Regions from separate parts of the Homo sapiens genome. Here region 1 is linked to region 2. Evidence: read pairs that join two places in POLR2A ChIA-PET (ENCODE). Cell type or tissue: IMR-90. All regions are shown on one strand. Links, peaks and the distances in the headings refer to the core of each region. The heading gives the core; the rest is flanking DNA.

Region 1 (5,390 bases), core at 113-5,112, 150 kb after region 2:
ATAGTATTTCCTGCCACTAGAATGTAAGGTTCATAAGGGCAGGGATTTTGTCTAGGTCACTTTGATTACATGAAGCACATAGAATATAGATTGTCTAACACAGCACTCAGATTCAATAAATAGTTGTGGATTGAGAATGTTGAGCACATTCCCACTAAGATTGTCAGCTGAACCAAATGCTGAGGGTATAACCATCGTGGATAGGATAAACACAGGCCCTCACCTCAAAGAATTTATAGTCTAGTATGTTTGTAAATATTTATATAGAAACACAAGTTTTTTGCCCAATATTTGTGTTTCCACAGCTCCTAACAAGTTCTTGCAAACCATTGTCCAATCAGGAGGAAGGCATAAGGATAAAAACTCCCTAGACCGCTCTAAACATGGTTACATAACTAAAACCTGCTTTTAGTAAGGGGAGAAGAAGTAGAATGACTCGATGTAGTCATGCCTAAACCATGATGCCTAAACCACGATCACTAAATGATTAATTTTATTTAATGAAAGTACTTTCAAACTACTTTGAGGTTGTGAGAAGAGTAGATTCTGCTCAGCCACTGGTTCGTAAAAGTAAAGTCCATTTCCTCTTTTTTTGCCCACCTGTGTTTGGAATGTGCTAGCCTCTCTGTAACCCCAAGAAGCTAAAAGAGGGCTACTCCCCAGGTTTGGAGAATAACTTTGAAGACCTTTAGAGAAGAGTTTTTACTTAGATCTGCAAAAGCTATTTACAGCTGTTCATCCAATTGCAGAGACTACGTATGCTGTCTTGCATAGGATTAAAAAAGAATAAAGCCCTTTACACAGTTGGAACTGACCTTGTATGCCCTTTCTAAAGAAAAAAAGTATTAACCTATAAACTTGATAATGATTAAGTAAAAACATATTTACAAGAGTCAAATACCAGTTAAATGGATCATATTCAGAATGAATTTTTCTTATAAGTTAGTAAGAAAAAAATCCCCACAAATAACCCAATAGGAAAAAAAAATTGCACATGGCCAAAGCACATGGGCAGGTAATTCACAAAAAAGAAACCTGGACAGCCAGTAAATATAAAAAGATGCAACATTACACCAGTAAATCAGAGAAATATAAACTGAAATGAGAAGATACTGTTGCTTATCTACAAAGTTACCAAAGATCTAAAAGTCTGACAATATCCAGCAATGGAAAAGGTAGAGAGAAGCAAGCAAGCAAATGCATTGCTAGTGAGAGGGTAAATTAGTACCATCATTTCAGAAAGTAATTTGTCAATTTGCATTAATATTAAACATGCACTTAGTATGCCACCCAGACATTACACTTCTAGGTAAACACCTTAGAAAAATTTGAACGTGTGTATGAGGACTAGAAACTTGTATAAGCATGTTTATCAAGGTATTGTTTGTAACAATCTTAATGTCCATCAACAAATATAGGAGAAGGCATAAGAAATTATTTTATTCATATGGCAAAATGCTACATAGCTAATAAAAGAAATTGATTAGATTTTTATATTTTAACATAGAGCTCAAAACATAGAGATGCTTTTTTTTAAAAAAAAAAGGAAGCTGCAGAATGATATAAGTAGTATGATACCATTATGTGTATTTTATAGTAAACATATAAAAATAGCATAAATTGCTTGTGAAACATATGGTCATGTGCATGGATAAATAGTGACTTGGAATCCATACCTTTAATGATGTTCACCAGAATGAGGAGGGGAGGAGGTGGATCAGGCATGGACGACAAAAGAAATTTCAACATTACAAACCATTTAAAAATCTTATGTCTTAAAAAAAATCTTGAAAGAAATATGACAAAATGTGGACAATTTGAATTTCTGGGTGATGGGTACATGGATGTGTTTGCTAGATAACTCTCTCTACATGTTGATAATGTTTTAAACCCTCAAATTTAAAACAAATGTGATGTTTCTATTATGATTTCAAGAGTGATTTTGAGCATCATTTGTAAACTGAACATTTTTGCTTCCCATGTGTTCTTTGTAACAAGCTCCAATCTGAGTAGGCATGCTTTCAGAATGCAAACAAGCCCTTATGTAAGTGTGTATGTCTGCTGACCTGTCTGAGGTGTATGCCTAACCAGTTTCCTGTGTATGGAAAATGCACGTGCATGTGAAAATTCTGGACAATGTTGCCAAATACAGGTATATGGAATGAGTTATTCAGGACCATTGTAATACAATTCTTGCCCTATTTCATGCACATATTTATTGCATATACTCCACGTGCAGTGCAGTATCAAAAGGTGAAGGCTTCAAACTGTGAACATAATCCTTCACAGTCAATAGTTCTGGCACAGTGGGAAAAAGCACGGAACTCGGAGTCAGGAAAGTCAGAGTAAATTCCTGATACTTCCCCTTAGAAGCTGAATGTCTCAATTAGGTATTTAAAGCCTCTGGGCTGAAATTCAACCATCTGTATTATAGGAATGGTGATAACACCCACTTCTGGGTAGATGCTGGAATTAAGTAAAACAAGCTCTGTGAAAGTGCCAGGCACCTAATAAACATCAGTGTCTGCATAGATACTAGAGTTCAACTGGGAGCTAACACAATAAAACAGTAAGTCTAATATCAGCGTCTGCTGGGTCTTATGTATCTTTTTTTTTTTTTTTTTTTTTTTTTTTTGAGGCGGAGTCTTGCTCTGTCGCCGAGGCTGGACTGCAGTGGCGCGATCTCGGCTCACTGCAAGCTCCGCCTCCCGGGTTCACGCCATTCTCCTGCCTCAACCTCCCGAGTAGCTGGGACTACAGGCGCCCGCCACCACGCCCGGCCAATTTTTTGTGTTTTTAGTAGACACGGGGTTTCACCGTGTTAGCCAGGATGGTCTTGATCTCCTGACCTCGTGATCCACCCACCTCGGCCTCCCAAAGTCCTGGGATTACAGGCGTGAGCCACCGCGCCCGACCGGGTCTTATGTATCTTTATATTCACTCTGGGTAACGCAGGGGTGGCACACGGCAAATGCTTGACAAAGCTATGAAATGAGTACTTGCACAGGGAGAAGGAAGGAAGGGAGGAAGAGAGGAGAAGAAAATAAGGGGAAAAGAAAGAGATAGAGGAAGAGATAAAGAGAGGGATGGAGGGAGGAAGGAAGGAAAGAAGGGAGAGAAAGGGAAGGAGGAAGACAGGAAAGAAAATGAGTGATACCTTCCAGTAAATGGCACAACAACTTTTTTTTTTTTTTTTTTTTTTTTGTAAAACCAGTAAACAGTTTTACCAAACACTTCTGGCTCTTTTTTGCCTGCACTACAAGAATCATGCTAACCTAAAGTTACCCTTCTCAGAATGGTTCCACTGCAGTGATAGAAGCTAAGAATAAGAGACCAGAAGATGCCCAAATGTGTAGTCAGACAGGCTGAAACTCCCATCCAAGAGACTGGGGAGTGAAACAAGACAGAAAGACAGAGACAGCAATGTATTTCTTAGCCAAAATTCACATACCCAGTGCCTAAATGTAACAGAGTCTGTGTGAAACAAGGCTCCTTCCTTTGTCTGCAGACAGGGTAACCTGTTACGTTTGAAAGGTTTATACCGAATGTATTTGTTTTGAGCTCTTTGATGTGACCTCACTCTTGGGAAAAAAATGTGATGGGACTTTATTCAGTTAATAATTTTGTGTTTTCCCTTATAGCTTGTGTTCTTCATTTTCTAAATTTTTTTTGGTGGAGGGTTTCTCTTTGAAAAAAGCTCATTTTAATGCAATTTTAAAATGCTAGTGCCTTGGGGAAGATCTGTTGAAAGTACCTATTAAACTGAAGGTTGCAAGGTTTTACCCCGCTGTCTCTGGCTATCCTGCTCCTCACTTTTTTTTTTTTTTTTTTTTTTTTGACTTTTGGCTTATTTAGTCCCTTCCCAGTCTTTGTTTCCTTGATGTCTCTGCTATTTACCAGAAGTCATTTTAGGATTCACGTTTTCACTCTTGTGTCCTTTTTTGAAGGCATGGAAGTATACGTGTGATTTTGCTCTTGCTGCCGCTCTCCTAATATGTCACTTGGACTGATTCATTACATCTTATAAAATATTTTATAACATGAAGTTATTGTAAAAATATTACAAACTCATCACAGAAAACTTGGAAATAGAGAAAAATACAAAGAAAATAAAAGTATGCCGTAATCTCACAATCCCCAAATAACCACTGTTTGCTCACACACACTGTATATATATGTACATATATGGATTTCCTTCTAATTATATAGTGTGTGTATATGTGTGTGTGCATGTGTATGTGTGTGCATGTGTATGTGAGAGAAAGAGAGAGAGAGAGAGAAGATGCTGTATATAATAAGATGCTTTATTTAACTTTTAAATTTAACCTAATATTTTGATTATTTTTGCGGACATTATTAAAATTCTTCAAAAATATCAGTTTAAGAGTAGTATAATATTCTCTTGTATGAATAACATACTATAACACTTTATTTTTTCTTATAGGATTAACAATGTGTGTGTGTATGTGTGTGTGTGTGTGTGTATACATACATTTCTTAAAGTGGCCTTTTATTAATTACTTAATGTGTACCAAACACGAGGCTTTATATGCATTATCTAATTTAATTACCTTAACACTCTTACGAAATTGCTACTATTGTTTGTTCTGTTTTAAAGATGAGAAAGCTGATGTCTAGAGAGGTTGTATGACTGTCTCAAGGGCACACAGCTATATGAAGCAGTGACAGCTGCTGACCCCTGAGCCCCATACACTGAGCTTCTACCCTCTATACTGTGAACAAGAGTCTACACCATACACTGTTAGAACTGGTATTCAAATACCACTATTTTTTCATGAAAGAAAACTATTCCTAAGTGCGAAATGACTTAAATAATTTGATAGTTGGTATTGTCAAAACATTTGGTTGTGTAAAATATGAACACACATATGAGGAATATGGGTTTCGATATCACATGAGTTTACTCATAAAGAATGCTGAACACATGGCCATTGAAAACCCATATGCCACCGGGCACAGTGGCTCACGCCTGTAATCCCAGCACTTTGGGAGTCCAAGGCAGGTGGATCACGAGGTCAGGAGATCGAGACCATCCTGGCTAACACGGTGAAACCCCGTCTCTACTAAAAATACAAAAAATTAGCTGGGCGTGGTGGCGGGCGCCTGTAGTCCCAGCTACTCGGGAGGCTGAGGCAGGAGAATGGCATGAAGCCGGGAGGTGGAGTTTGCAGTGAGCCGAGATTGCGCCACTGCGCTCCAGCCTGGGTGACAGAACGAGACTCCATCTCAAAAAAAAAAAAGAAAGAAAAAAAAAGAAAAGAAAAAGAAAAAAAGAAAACCCATATGGCCTGTCTTGAGGTTTCCTACAAAAACCAAAGCCTGCCTTATTGCCATTAGTTATTAATGACTGTATCAGTCTCTCTCTGTCT
Region 2 (5,390 bases), core at 335-5,334:
TGCTTTAGACAATTCCGTGCAAAGGCTGTAGTCAGTGGCCCAGCTTTGCAAGTCTTTCCAAAAGTCCTAAAGCGCACTAGCATGTCCTCACTTGGCCCTGTCACCTCTGCTTAAATTTTTTCATGGAGAATACTCACTCCCAATCATGGTACATTAAGGTGAATTTGATCTTGGGCAGCCTCCCTCAGTGGAGTGAATCAGAATCATGGGATTCCCCTGGACTCCAGCTTCCTGGTGGGTTTATTTTTATGGAACATTCCTCTGGAGAAAGAGGCAGCCGCTCTGTAAAGGGCTAGACCTCTTCTGCACGTGATCAAAGTAGCCCTAGAGAATATCTTCTTGTATGGAATGATTTTTATGACATGATGGCTTTGGGAGTTTTCTTGAAAAATTAAAGGAAGAATCTTTCTAAGGAGTCCTACTACCATGAAAGGAAACTATCAAAAACATCCCAGGCAGATAAGAACTAAATCAGTTTTAAAGTCACCAAGAAAACAACACTTCCATGGCCTCATTTGATCTTTAGCACTTGACCAGGAAAACTAGAGCTATCTTTTAGGCTTAATTCCAACGACTTCCCCATTTTGGCGTTCTTTCTGTAGCTTAACTTCTTAAACAAGTGGCTACAGAATCTTTCTCCATTTACCTCACGCCTCTCCAAGCTGGCTTTTTCCCCGCACCCCCAACTTCCCTGGAACTGCTTTTGAGATTACAAGTGACCTCTGTGTCACTAGAATCAGTGTTATTTCTCTGTCTTCATCTCACTTGATCCTTCTGCACAGAGCTGACTGCTCTTTCTTTCCTGCAATTCTGTTTTCTTCTCAGGTCATGTAACTCCAGACCTTCACTTTCCTACTGACCAGCTCTTCTCTGTTCATTGCTGGCCTCTCCTCCACTGTGCACATGCCCCAGGGTTTGTCCTGCAACACCTTCTCTTCCTTGGCTGTATTCTCCCCATGGCAATTCATATTTTGCTATCACTTTAAATACCAATTTTATACCAATGACTTCCTGGCATGTGTGTCTACTCCAGCCATGAGTCCCAGACTGCAGACTTTTATATATACTTGAGTGTCTAATTCACATTTCAAACTTAATGTGCTCTAAATAACACCTTTGATTTTCCACCTCGAGCTTGCTCATGACTCCCTCCCTTACTCTGATTAAATCTCTAGTCAAATAGCTTCACAGTGAGACTTTTCCTAACTACTTTAAGTAAAATTGCAAGCCCCTTATGTCTGTGACACTTTTCCTAACCAGGCTGGTCACCAGCCTTTTCACCGTTCACCTGAGTGTGTAACCTGGGATACCTTTGGGGCCCAGAAGCTTTTCTCCCCTACGCACACTCTTTCCTTTACACCAAAATCTGAATGCAGAACACCAGTGATCTGAGGAGAGAAGGTCCCACAGCTCCAGACATGCTACACCACTTAACTCATTCAAATGGCCCGTGCGTTCTCATCATGTATTACTTTTATTCATGACATTTCACCTTAATTCTCTTTCCTCACTGTGGTTGAGGGCTAGCTCCTCCTTGACCTTTGCAGTTCAACTCATAAGTTTTCTCTCCTGGAGAGCCTTTCCTGGCTACTAACTCCTGGCCCAGTCTGAAATAGAGGCCTATACCCAGCGTTCCATCACACCACACTATATCACAATTTGTTCATTTCCTTGTTTCTCATTGTTGCTAGACTGTGAATGTTTTTTAGAGGAGAAATGACCAGTAGGTCTCATTAAATATTTGTCCCCAACATTTAGCTCAGTGGCATACAGCAGATACTTGGTAAGTATTTTGAATGTATGAATGTTTATGGAACCCGGACAGGGATTTAAAAAAAAATGTGTATCTCGTATCTGAATGAGTGAATGTGAGTGAAAGTGGGTGAATGAGTGAATGTCAGTGTACTTGTGTCTTCTCCAGCCCCTGCCTCCATCTACATGTATTATACAAATGAAGAGAGATGTTTTTCACGTGTCGGTGTATGTGCATATGTCTGTGTCTACATATACATACATACAGTCATGTGTCACTTAACAACTGGGATATGTTCTGAGAAATGTGTCGTTAGGCAATATCATCATTGTGCAAACATCATAGAGTGTACTTACACAAACATAGATGGTGTAGCCTACTTCACACCTAAGCTAGATGGTATAGCCTATGGCGTCTACGCTACAAATCTGCACAGGTTTCTATACTGTTACAGTCCCCAACATTATTCAGTAGAATACTGAATATAGTTAACAGTATATTACAGTACTACTGGCTGTACTATACTGTAACTGTATTCAGTATTCTGCTGAATACTGTAGGCAATTATAACACAATGGTAAGCATTTGTGTATCTAAACAAAGGAAAGGTAATGCCTTGCTCTACAGTGTTACAAAGGCTACATCATCACCGGACTATCAGAATTTTTCAGCTTCATTATAATTTTATGGCACCATTGTTTTATATGTGGTCCATTATTGACAGAAGCATCATTCTGAGGTACATGAGTGTACATGTACTACAGCCAAATTCTGTCAAGACACTAATATCCATACTGCACATGTGTAAGTTTCTCCCCTTTAACTGGTAGTTTATTCATTTATTTAGCAAATACCCATGGAACAGCTTTCACTAGATAGACATTACAGTAGATGCTGGAGATTTAACAGTAAGAAAAATACAGTTTCTGCCTAATGAGGGAGACAATCCAATAATCATGAAAAGGGGAAAGGTATACAGTGCTATGACTTTGTAACAGAGGGTCTCTCATCACAGAATGGAAGGTGGAAAAGAAATCCTGATGGCCGGGCGCGGTGGCTCACGCCTGTAATCCCAGCACTTTGGGAGGCCGAGGCGGGCAGATCACGAGGTCAGGAGATTGAGACCATCCCGGCTAACATGGTGAAACCCCGTCTCTACTAAAAATACAAAAAATTAGCCTTTGCACAGGGAGCGGGGGGCAGGGGGCTGAGGCAGGAGAATGGCGTGAACCCATGAGGCGGAGCTTGCAGTGAGCCGAGGAGATCACACGACTGCACTCCAGCCTGGGTGAAAGAGCGAGACTCCGTCTCAAAAAAAAAAAACCTGATGAGACTTCTGAGCTGAGGTCGTAATGATGACTAAGCACTGACTAGGTCCTGGTTACTAGGAAGTGAAGGAGAGTGGCATAGCAGGAGAACACCATAATGGGAAGAAGTGAGCATGTTTGAGGAATGGAAAGAAGGGCCACTGTGGCAGGGAGAGCAGGGTGAGGCTGGGAAGGCAGGCAAGACGTAGCGCATGGAGGGCCTTGCAGGCCAGCTTGAGGGATTGAAGACAACCTCTCAGAGTAATAGAGGTGCCTGCAGGTTTAAGCAGGGGACTGGCATAATGAGATTTTATAAAGGTCACTTTGACTCAGGTATGGAGAACAAATCAGAGAGAGGCAGGGTGGATATGGGAAGAACAGTTAGGCTGAGACTATAGCAGCCTGGTGAAGAGTAATGAATTCAGGAGTTCCGTAGGAGGTGAAACTGTGGGCTAGCTGTGTAAACTTGGGAGACACATCCCAGATATGGTTACTGAAATGTTTACCTGGATGACATTGTCTAGACAGAGAGCATAGCATGGGAGGAGGAGCAGCCTTATGCCAAACCCTAGAGAACTTTAACGTTTAATGACTCTGTATAGGAAGATGAGGCTGCATAGGAAACAGGGCAGGCAGAAGTAGGAGGAAAGCCCACAATGGGGAACACAGACGCTAAGGGACAAAGTGTTTTACAAAGGAGAAGTAGTCAAGATGCAGAATCCTGCTGGGTTGTCAGCGAAGGAGATACAAAATGAGGACACTGCCCACAGGATGGGTTAATTAGTGACTTCAGAGTGCTTTCTCAGTGTCACAATGGGGAGGAAGTAAATTTCAGTGGGTCATGAAACAAGAAATAGGAAAAAGTGAGTATTGCAAATTTTAAAAGACAGTTGGACTGGGAAAATGATTAGACTGTAACATGATTTGTTTATTAAACACACAAACATTAGGAATGTCAGTTATTCAAAGAGTTTGTGAGGTTGCTGTTATTGTTTAGCTCTTCTTGGAAACAAAGAATAAAGCCGCGTACAGTATGTTATCTAGCCAGCCTTTCTACTGTTTGATTATTTAAAATAGCTGAAGAATATTTTGGCTAGCGTTTTACTATTCAGCATACAAAATGCTTTTTTTTCACATGTTTATTTAGTCCTCACAAGATTTTATGTATCAAGAAACTAAGAGTCAGATATTAAATAACTTTTCCAGCCAAATAGAGTGTATGAAAAACTAAGAATAAATGCATCTTTAAATCAAGAGTAGTTCAAAGGGGAAATTTTTTTTCTTTTTTCTTTTTTTTTATTATACTTTAAGTTCTAGGGTACATGTGCACAACGTGCAGGTTTGTTACATATGTATAGATTTGTCATGTTGGTGTGCTGTACCCATTAACTCGTCATTTACATTAGGTATATCTCCTAATGCTATCCCTCCCCACTCCCGCCACCCCACAACAGGCCCCGTTGTGTGATGTTCCTCAAAGGGGAAATTTTTCTAATGTACCAATTGTTGGTGTATATGTGTAAATATATATACATAGCTGTATGCCACAATTAAGAATGTGCGAAAGCTATTGTTTTAATTTTCCAAAAGTTAGCACTTTTAATTTAAATGCTTTACTTGTATTTCTATTATTGAGTTCAGTTATTTTTAGTAGGTATTTTATTTTATTTTATTTTTTTTTTTTTTTTTGAGGTGGAGTTTCACTCTTGTTGCCCAGGCTGGAGTGCAATGGCATGATCTCAGCTTACCACAACTTCCGCCTCCCAGGTTCAGGTGATTCTCCTGCCTCAGCCTCCTGAGTAGCTGGGATTACAGGCATGCGCCACCACGCCTGGCTAATTTTGTATTTTTAGTAGAGACAGGGTTTCTCCATGTTGATTAGGCTGGTCTCGAACTCCCAACCTCAGGTGATCTGCCCGCCTTGTCCTCCCAAAGTGCTGGGATCACAGGCGTGAGCCACCTTGCCCGGCCAGGTCTTTTATTTTAATAACGTTTGTTGCTACTTTTTGAAGATTGACTAATATGTTTAATTTCTCAATTACATGTGCATCTCAAACTCATTTCCCACTTTTGATTCCTAGTTTAGTAATATTGTAAGTATTATAATGAAGACATAGTTGCACCTAAGATTTTTAAAATTATTTACCTTATATAAAGAAGTACAGATGAGGCATTCTTCATTTATCTGTTCATTATAGTTCCAGTTTAAGGCTGACTTTCTAATTAGCTTTAGGCAGCTTTATTAAGATGAAATCACATTCCACATAATTCACCCATTTAAAGTGTACAATCTGATGACTTTTGGTGTATTCACAAAGTTGTACAACCAT

The links. ChIA-PET counts read pairs that join two places held together with the same protein. Peaks named below come from ENCODE experiments on the same cell type or tissue, not always from the same donor. Only the 100,000 strongest peaks of a DNase experiment are listed, where the experiment ranks them.
Region 1: POLR2A ChIA-PET joins it to region 2 with 8 read pairs; 5 of 35 experiments call an interaction of 5 or more read pairs at or near these places.

The regions. Positions count from the first base shown.
Region 1 is chr15:32,710,554-32,715,943 of GRCh38, reverse strand. No RefSeq gene overlaps it. Among named protein-coding and RNA genes, the nearest start is that of GREM1, 4.8 kb to the left of the region's middle. In IMR-90, for the core only: no CTCF peak of the experiment used is centred there; a DNase peak (open chromatin) is centred at 373.
Region 2 is chr15:32,865,196-32,870,585 of GRCh38, reverse strand. All of the region lies in intron 16 of FMN1 (formin 1), which reads left to right. Among named protein-coding and RNA genes, the nearest start is that of GREM1-AS1, 150 kb to the right of the region's middle. In IMR-90, for the core only: no CTCF peak of the experiment used is centred there; a DNase peak (open chromatin) is centred at 3,115; H3K27ac peaks cover 4,323 bases.